Linked DNA regions of Mus musculus: region 2 is linked to region 1. Evidence: chromatin loops called from intact Hi-C (ENCODE). Cell type or tissue: heart. All regions are shown on one strand.

What was found. A loop is a pair of places that touch in the nucleus more often than their neighbours do. Peaks named below come from ENCODE experiments on the same cell type or tissue, not always from the same donor. Only the 100,000 strongest peaks of a DNase experiment are listed, where the experiment ranks them.
Region 2: it touches region 1 in a loop (3.0-fold over the local background); 1 of 42 quality-filtered maps calls a loop at or near these places.

What each region holds. Positions count from the first base shown.
Region 1 is chrX:93,629,338-93,634,337 of GRCm38, reverse strand. It overlaps Pola1 (polymerase (DNA directed), alpha 1), which reads left to right and starts at 2,183. Exons shown (of 37, transcript NM_008892.2): 1 at 2,183-2,269. The coding sequence starts at 2,227. In heart, no CTCF peak of the experiment used is centred here; a DNase peak (open chromatin) is centred at 2,077; H3K4me3 peaks cover 1,944 bases; H3K27ac peaks cover 1,122 bases.
Region 2 is chrX:93,829,309-93,834,308 of GRCm38, reverse strand. Pdk3 (pyruvate dehydrogenase kinase, isoenzyme 3) reads left to right here and starts at 2,159. Exons shown (of 12, transcript NM_145630.3): 1 at 2,159-2,462. The coding sequence starts at 2,357. In heart, no CTCF peak of the experiment used is centred here; a DNase peak (open chromatin) is centred at 2,078; H3K4me3 peaks cover 2,444 bases; H3K27ac peaks cover 1,861 bases.

The DNA.
Region 1 (5,000 bases):
TACTTATTTTTATTAAATTTCAATTAGTAAAAATGAAGGTAAAAAGTAAAAAAAAAAGTATATTTAATAGAAATAGGTTTAGCTAAATATAATAGGAAACTCAAAAATGGTACTTTTAAAATATGTTTGCTATTTACTTTCTTTCATGTAGGACTCTGCAGTTAGTCAAGTTAAGGGTGTTATGGTGGCTTTGTAGACATTAGAGATCCATATTCTTACCATTTTGTACCACAATTTCAGCGTGTGACTTTTCTTTCCAGTCATCCCATGACTCAGGATGGTTACAGAACTACCATCCAAAATTTGTGTTGTAGGAAGAGACAAAACAAGAAGGGGGAGAAAAAAAGAGAAGAAAAATGACTTAAGTACCCCTTGTTTAAATACTGCCTATTTATACCACATATATTTTATGGTCTAGAAGTTTGTTAAATATCTGAGTCCCCCTTTTTGTTTTTGGTAAAGCCCAGAAACAGTCTTTCTTCCTTTGTAAATGCACCCAAATGAAAGCCCATGTTTCATCCCCCCCCCCCCCCCCCCCCGAGACAGGGTTTCTCTGTATAGCCCTGGAGCCATCTCACTGGTCCAAATGACGTTATCTTTTTTTTTTTTTTTCCAAGACAGGGTTTCTCTGTGTCCTGTGTCCTGGCTGTCCTGAAACTCACTCTATAGACCAGGCTGGCCTCGAACTCAGAAATCTGCCTGCCTCCAAATGATGATATCTTAATGGAATTGTACAGATATTATTTCAACTAAATTTCACAATAATTCCTTAGATAAGTAGAAGCAACTTATAAAAGAAGAAACTCAGGTCTCTGAAAGTAGTCCAAAGTTATATAAAAGTTATATAATTCAAATCCCAAGCCTGACTCCACCTGAACTTTAAATCCTCCCAATATTAAAAAGAGCATTATAAACAGAAAACATTTATAAGTCAATCATCTTTGCAAAAGACACATTTTGGGAATGGGTTTTATAGGCCTAAATATTTGATATATTTTTTGCAATTAGGTATGTACACATGTGTGACGGTTTGTATCTGCTTAGCCTAGGGAGGTGTGGCCTTGTTGGAGTAGGTGTGTCACTGTGAGGCTTTAAGACCCTACTCCTAGCTGTTTGGAACTTAGTATTCTGTTAACAACATTCAGATGAAGATGTAGAACTCTTAGCTCCTCTTGTACTGTGCCTGCCTGTATGCTGCCATGCTCCTGTCTTGATGATAATGGACTGAACCTCTGAACCTGCAAGGCAGCCCCAATTAAATATTGTCCTTTGTAAGACTTGCCTTGGTCATGGTGTCTGTTCACAGCAGTAAAAGCCTAAGACAACATTCATTTACCATTTCCTTTTGATGTTTGTTCATTAAACTTTCCCTCTTTTTTTTTTCTTTGCTTCTCTTTCTGTCTATCCAACTCTCATTCTTTTTGAGGCATGAACTTCTTTGGCTTCAAACTTAGAAGTTCATTTTGGGCTCAAAGTTACCACCCTCTTGTCTCAGCCTCCCAAGAGTAAAGTTTACTGATTAACCTCCCTCACCCGCTTTGAGGTGAGTGTTATTTTTTGTCAACAACTGTCTTAAAAGAACTAAGCAAATAAAACAAATCCAAAACACACAAGTTATTTTGTTACTTTTTCAATTGTATCACATCAGGAGTGAGTCATGAAGTAAGATTGTTACATTTGGAGGCTGTCACTTCAGCTATGTGCTTGAGGGAAATACGTTTTGGTGGATAACACTCAGAGAGACAAGGTACAGGGCAAGAATCAGATTGTATTTGTCGAAGAAGTCACTCTTTTGGGGCCGGGGGCAGAGATGGAGGGCAGCAATTGAGAGACAATTTATACCCGCCCGCACTTCTTTTCCCAGAAAATATCTCTCGTGACCAGAGAACCCCTTTTCCCATGCGTCCTACGGATTGTTAAAATAGCGTGCATGCGCTTGCGCAGTGCCTTTAGGAGGTTTCTTTTCAGCTCCCGACCGCCTCCTTCTCCAGGTCTCCCCGGTCCTCGCCGAGGTTCCCGCTTTTCGCTCAGGGGTCATCACAGGGCGCCAAATGCACTCCCGCGGGAAGGCCGGGGGCGGGGCGCGGCTCAGCGCCGCACGTCAGTGGCCTTCCGGGCGGAAGTCCGCAGTCTTCCAGGCCGCTGATTGGCTTTCGTACTGGCGCCTATCTTGGCCTCCGCGCCAGTTTCAGGCTGGTTGGCGCGGAATAGAGAGACTATCGGACCATGGCGCCCATGCACGAAGAGGACTGTAAACTGGAGGCAAGCGGTGAGGGAGGATCCCATGCTTAGGGCACGTGGTTGGGAATGTGGGGGTCGCGGTATGATCGAGGGGGAGCGGAAGGTCTCTGCTTTTTATCCTTAAGAAGGTGGCGCGCTCCTAGACCGCCCCTTAGGTCTGTTTGACCGCCAACCTTAATCATTCTGGGCGGAGACCCTAGGGGTGTGGGACGGGGCTTCCTGATGGGGTCACTTGCTGAAGGTATTTTGGCTTGAGCGGTTTCTTTCTCTTATGACAGGCTTCACAGTCGTTGGCTCTTTTCATTTTCTTTGATGAGTCGCAAGCACGTGTGGGTTACAACTTCCATGGCAACCTGCCTCGGCAGGGATTGCTCTCTCCTGCCTGAAACTGTTTCTATGCTCCCTTGGCAGGTCTCGGTTTGAGGGTTTGGAGCATGCCTGTGCCTCCGTTTCTAGGAAGTCCCAGGAAAATTGTTAGCATTGTCATTGAAGTGAGAGATGGAAGTGCTGTCACCAGATATAGATGCATTTCGTTAAGATTTTTTTAGGTTCTACGGGAAGTTCTTCAAGTGCTACATAGAAATACTGTTCAGGTCTAGTCATTTTGGGTGAGGTTTGAAAAAAAGTATCAGTTGAGTAGCATTTCGGATGCCCTATATATCAGGCATTTTGTGAGTAGTAATTTTTTATTTCCAGAAGTAGAGTTCAAAAATGCAGATGGCCTTGTCTGATTCTGATTTTAAACGGTGTTCAGCTAAAGTATGACTTAACTTCAGTTCTAACTTAAAATCAGATACTTTCTTAACCAAGTGTCACATGTCCTGCCATTCACTGTGCATTGCCATTAATGAGATCTTGCTTCGTAATCAGTTTCTTTTGCATTCAGCTAGTTTTAAAATCACAGGTTTCTCTCTCTCTCTCTCTCTCTCTCTCTCTCTCTCCTCTCTCAGACAAATTATTTTGGAGAGTTGACTAGCTTGGATTACAAATGGGCTGTGGGATGTAAGTACATGAACAGTCTGCAGCCTCTATCAGTCATTTGCTTCTAAGTCCTTTTTTCACCCTAAAAAACTGTACGCCATCTGTGCACATCAAGAAATCACTCTTTGGAGGATACTGTGCAATCTTGAGACCCCTCTTAAGTCACAGTGTTGATTAAGTATTTTCTGGGGACTTGTGACTGGAATTTTTCTTTAAAGCATGCCAAAAGATTGTTATGTGGAAGACCGCTTCAGGTTACTGTCCCTGCCTGCTTTGGGGGAGGGTAGAAGTACTCCCAAGTGGTGATTTGAAAACATTATTTCAATCTTTGTGTTTTCCCCCATTGTCTTGTGTCTGTGTGTGTGTGGTGTTTTTTTTTTTGTTGTTGTTTGTTTTTGTTTGTTTTTTTTGTTTTGTTTTGTTTTTTTTTTTTTTTTTTTGCTAATTCACACAGCGTTAAAGACATTGCTTTAAAAAAAAATTCCAGGCTTTTTATGTTGGAAGGTGGGACACCTGGACAGTGTCAGCAAAATGTAGCAAGGCGTGTAATTAGCTGCCATTGTGTATAGAAAGTCATTGGAGGCTTTAATGATAAAAAAATCTGGTATATTGGTTTGTTCAGCAAACATTTATTATGCAAGTACAAGGCATAGGCATTCTGCCAGGCTCTGGCATTAGCATGCTGGGTAGAATGGTGTGGCTTCTGTCTTCATGAGTGGAGAAAGTAAACAGTCATATATAGTACCACATGGAATCTTCCCTGAGGAAATTGCTTTAGTTTTGCTTTCTGAAGCTAGACCAAAGTGTTGACTAGGTGCCATGTGTGGAATGTATGCATGTGCATATGTTTGATTATCCTACAACCTTACACAACTCACACATGTGTGTGCACACACACGTGCACATGCATGCACATGCATTTCCCATACAGTTGTAGTCACACATGCACACCCAATTTCTCTTGTATTGCTAAGTACATAATAAGATAGCCATTCTTATTTAATTCTTAATGGGGAAGATGTATTTTCTCCTTTTCATGAGTGTAAAAGGGTCTTAAAAGGTCTATAAGTAGCTCTTACAAGTAGTGTATGAAAAGAGATTGGGAATTTAATGACCAAAAAAAGGCATTCAGAGGCTCAGTCAGGAACCACTACAACTACTGGAACCAACTCTAGTTGCTTTAAACAAAAGAAATTGATTAGGGTACTATGCAGTTTGCAGAGATCCTGTAGGACTGGGAAGCCACTCTGGGGGCTGCTTAGCCAGAAATGGTGATTTCTGCTGTGCCAGAGAACTGAGCCAGAGAGGTCATTGTCACCTATGGCAAAATATTCAGATGTTACAGCTTATACCTTAAGATATATTTATTGGACTCAGCCGGGCATGGTGGCGCATGCCTTTAATCCCAGCACTCGGGAGGCAGAGGCAGGTGGATTTCTGAGTTCAAGGCCAGCCTGGTCTACAAAGTGAGTTCCAGGACAGCCATGGCTATGCAGAGAAACCCTGTCTCAACCCCCTCCCCCCCCAAAAAAAAGTTCTGTAACAGTTGCCTTTTTTTTTTTTTTTTAAACACAAACTTTCTTAGTACTGGTCTGGTCTACTCCCTTGGAACATTAGTCTCCAATTTAAAATCTGAGCCCCTGTTTGTCATTGGTAGAGACTATTTTGCATGCTCATAGCCTAGCTACAAAGTATCTGTGAAGAAAGACTCAGTTGCAGAAACACCCACTGTAGCAGGTCAAATGGGCTCTGAAAGAATTTCTGTTTCAAATACTGGG
Region 2 (5,000 bases), 200 kb before region 1:
AGGACCAAATGTGCCTTATATTAGGTATATTTATTTTATTTTATTGTCACAAGTAAAGGGAGAGAAGTCATACATTTTCACCTGACATTAAAATAACTGAGACACAGAAAGGCTAGTAGACTAGTCTTAGGTCACACAGCTTGCTAATGATAGGGTCAAGTTTAGAGCTGTGTCCTTTGAGTCGTGGTCCAGCACAAGTTTTCATCACACAGGCCTCTTTCACATTTCCTCGACTGTTAGGACTGTGCCACTTTTTAGGAAAGCATAAAATTAGGCATATTAATTTGAAGTAATGAAAACATCAGAATAAAAGAATTTAAAGTAGGAGTTTGTGCAGCAGGAAAGGAAATTATGAAAAAGTTGATGGGTGAGTTTGGAAGGTTCAGCAGTGCTGTGCCACATAGGTGGAAAAAGTCTCTCCCCACCAACTCTCGGGGATCTTCATCCATAACTGCTACCAGTAAAACTCCACCTGTGGGCAGCACCCAAGAAAATGAGTAGACAACCTTAGGCCACTCCTTTTTGTCTGCCCACACACTCCCAACTGCAGTCAGTGTTCTGCTGTGTTGGTAAAACTGCCCTTTCCAAAGGGTGTTGCTAAGTCTCTTTAGGCTTTGCTTCGAATGGAAAAGGCAAAGTAGCCCAGGTATGTTATGTTGTACCTAAAAATCTGGAAATGTGGGAAGAGCACAGGACGTCTCTGAAGGCACGTGCTGTTTTTCTTTCAATTCAAAGAGCAGAAGCCCAACAGTTTCATAAAGCAAAGAGGCGCTACATAGCCAAATGAAGGCATGAAACTTTCCACTAATAATCAGACCAAGAAGAACTTTTACCTTTTTTTTTTCTAGTTGAGCTTTACACATTAACAAAAATTAATGTTTTGTGGTAACAGTTAAAAGCAAGCAGTAGTTCCTATATCCACATTAGGAAATACTGATTTCATATACTGAGCCATGAATTTAAGCTCACTGTCATAGAAAGACAATCTAGCACAATGTAATATATAGATTCCTGCACCAAAGTGGTAGTAGTGGTGAAACTGAGTCAGGGTTTTGTGATGGGGAGGGGTTGTGAAAGACACTGGTCAGTGGCTCTAATTTTTTTCCCTTCGTTGTTTTTTTTTGTTTGTTTGTTTTTTGGTTTTTTTGTTGTTGTTTTTTTTTTGTTTTTTTTTTTTTTTTTTTTTTGAGACAGGGTTTCTCTGTGTAGCCCTGGCTGTCCTGGAACTCACTTTGTAGACCAGGCTGGCCTCGAACTCAGAAATCTGCCTGCCTCTGCCTCGTGAGTGCTGGGATTAAAGGTGTGTGCCACCACGTCCGGCTCAGTGGCTCTAATTTGAGCCTTTCCAATGGATGTGTATGTTTGGGCAATTAAATATTTGTTACTAATCCCGACAACTGTCTCGGGGCAAGTGGATCTAGGTTCATGGAAACCAAGTGTTAATGACCTTCGTTTGTAATGGATTCCTTCAAAGGTCTTAGTGGTGAGAGAGGCATGAAACAGTGATCTAAGGATGCTGTTATTGGCCCAGTTGGTAAAGAGGGGTCTAGGACCAGGAACCACAGCCAGTGACGTAACAATACTGTTTTGTAACAATCCTGTCCAAAGGTATTCACCCGGAGTGAAGGTGGGCAGTCAGTGAGTAGAGCTTCCGAGGACAGGTTAATTGCTAATATACTGAATCCTGTCGCGTGTAATGTTTGTGTGTGTAGGGGGAGGTGGGGGTGGGACCAGTAGCTTCCACTTAATTCTGTAATTAATTGTTGGAAGCGTAGGACCACATGGAACAACTTAAAGCTGAGGAGTCAGCAGATCTGAGGAGGGCCTTCCGGAAGAGGGGCCTCGGGTTGGGGAGGTCTAGAGCCCCTAAAAATAGCTCAGGCGTGGGCTCCCAATGGCCTTCAAGTCTCGGAGCACTTCTCAAGACTTGATCCGGGGCGGGACCTGCAGGAACGGAGCTGGCTGGTACCAGCCCGAGACCCAGGAGGTTTGTGTGCGTGTTACCGGGGCTTTAAGGAAGCTTAGGCGGCGGCGGCAGCCAATCAGCAGCGCGCGCGTGCAGCCGCGTACCCCTTAGCGCCCCTCACATCCCACGCGCGCCGCGTACGTGCGGCGGCAGATCCCGCCTTTTTCAGGCGGGGCTTGGGAAGCCGCGGGCAGCCGGCCACGGCCGCCCAACTGCTGCCCGGTACTTGTGTAGGTGTCGCGGCAGGCGAGCAGCTGCTGGCGCCAAGGCCGAGCCCCAGGTAGAGGTAAAGCCCCGCCGGCGCCGCCTCCTCCTCGCGGCTAGGCGGCGGTGACCGCCTCGGCTCCGGTCCCGGACGGCTCGGCGGATCTGCACACTGCTCTAGTGAGGATGCGGCTCTTCTACCGGCTGCTCAAGCAGCCGGTCCCCAAGCAGATCGAGCGCTACTCCCGCTTCTCCCCGTCGCCACTGTCTATCAAACAGTTCCTGGACTTCGGTAAGTCTGACTCCTTGGAGCCACCTCCAAGGCCCCACGGGAGTGAGGGAGACGCCATCCTTGTCCTGCCCGTAGTTGGGGCTCTTACTTAAGCTTCTGGGCAAATTCCGTGAGAAGCTCCGGGAGGGGTGATGGGGATGCATGCCTGAGGGCCCTCCTGGGGCATAGGTTTCGGGTTTCGGGAAGTGGAGGGGCAGGGCCTGACACCCTCACGCCCAGCTTCGTCCAAGGACCCTCATTCCACTCAGAACTCTCCAGCTATTCATTACGAGCTTCAAATCTACTTGACTCAAACCGCACTCTCCTGAAAACTTCAGAAAGAGAACTCGTAAACGTTTTTATTTTTAGGCGTTTTTAATGGTTGTGTAAGATGTGTTTAGAAACACCTTGAGGTTGAGTAAATCACGTAGTGGCGTTTTGTTCAAAATTTTCTGCTGAAAGGTGTTGGGTAGCCTTGAGTGGCAGGACCTGAACGCCATCATTATGATTCTGACTTCAAAGCAGTCAGAGTCTTGGGTAAGAGCTGACCTGTGGGCTCCTGGCTACAAAGCAGGGGTTCTAGGACAACTCCAGCCTAAGTGTGAGCACCTTTCCTTACACCCTTTTGGCAGCTGGGCTAGTACTTCATTTTACATGGATTGGGATGGGAATGGAGAGGACCCCCAATAAAGTCTGAGGCCTACTTAGATGGGAATAGGTTCTGCCACCTTCCATGAACTGATCAATTATGTTTCCCCCAGAGAATGTCATTCTAACTCCAGCAGGCCGAATGCGGTTATGAAACACCTGAAATAAAACAAATATGGAACTCAGCATCCCCCCAAGGAAACTCAAGATGACTTAGGCTCTCAAAGCCTAGATCTGTTGAATTCATATGATTTAAATGTCATGGGATGGTATCAGTTGGATATAAAAATGCAAAATAGGTACAACCTTCTGGGAGGACCAGATATGCAAAATATGGTGTTGTCTATATTTGGGGGAGCAACACAGGGGATGGAAAGAGGTACAGGTTAGAGGTTGAAGCTGATGCCAAATTAAGTTTTAGAAGCTAAGTTACCAAAGATAGATGATGAAAATCTAAGGTGAGGGTGAAGTTGGCCTTTGCATCTTAAGTTTCATTTTCAAAAGCTTTTCAGTAGTTGGACTCTACTCCCTCTGGCTATGTGTAGAATTTATGTATTTATTCTTAAACATTTTATCTATGCACGAACTTGTTTGTGTGGCCACACGTATCATGGTGTATCTGTAGGATCAGAGGGGAACTTGGGGGAGTTGGTTCTCTCCTCCTGGCATGTGGGTCCCAGAGATGAGACAGGTCCTGACTTCACAGCTTAGAATGAAAACGTTGCTATTGCTATCAATAGGCATGTTTTCCTAACTTAGGGTTAGAGATGATTGTGAACACAGGAACCTTTTGTTAGGGTAAACAGACAGATTCACTCTTAATTGAAAGAACAAACGAAATGGCTCACTCCCACCTGCAAAGTTTGTGAAAGTTTGAATAGTAAACCTGAAATTTCAGTTACTTTATTTCTATGGCAGTATCTCCCATGTTTATAGGCAAGGATGTTATTTGAATAGGGAAACTGCTGTAAGGATATTGTTATGGTGGGTAATCTTATGTGGTGAGTATCTAGAAACAAATGTTTACTCTTTTAAAGCGTTGAGGTCAGGGCTTGGGGCTTGGGGCATGGAGTCGCGGGCACCCCGAGTCCTTCCAAAGCATCATCAGGGCTAGAAGCCATTAAGTAGGTGTACTTCTGGTTAGTCTGCTGCCTCCCTTTGTTCTGTATGGAATACTTGTTTAAGCCCTTTAAAAAGAATAATTTCTTGAATCATCTTTACTGGAAATGAGGTCTGCAAGAATACCAAGTATTCTAAATGGAATATCAATTTACAAAGATAGTATTGTAGCACCATTCCCAAGGGCAAGATTAAAAAAAAAAAACAGCAACAACATAAAAATTTATATTTTCTCTTTTGGCTCAAGATTACAGTTACATGATTCCAAATTCAAAAGATGTAAAAGGACCTATGCAGAAAATGTCTATGTCCTACTTCTGTTGGCTACTCTTTTTGCATAAGTTGCACCATATAGTTTTATTTCTATCTTGCTTTTTAAGCTTAATATGAAAGAACTTACTGTGTATGTACTTGTAAACTTCCTTTCCCTTTTTCTGACGGCTGAGGGTTCATATGGGTGTAGTGTAATTAGATACCTCACAAGTGACAGCTAGTGGGATATTTGAAGACTTTGCACAGTACTGCAGTGAAGTATTGTGTACATTGTAATTTCACATATGTCTGGGTATAGATAGGAATTCCTGACGGTGACCCTTTTTTTGTTTCTTGTTTGTTTGTTTGTTTGTTTTTTGTTTTTCCAAACAGGGTTTCTCTGTATAGCCCTGGCTGTCCTGGAACTCACTTTGTAGAACAGGCTGGCCTCCAACTCAGAAATCCGCCTGCCTCTGCCTCCCAAGTGCTGGGATTAAAGGCATGCGCTACCACCGCCTGGCTGATGGTGACCTTTTACAT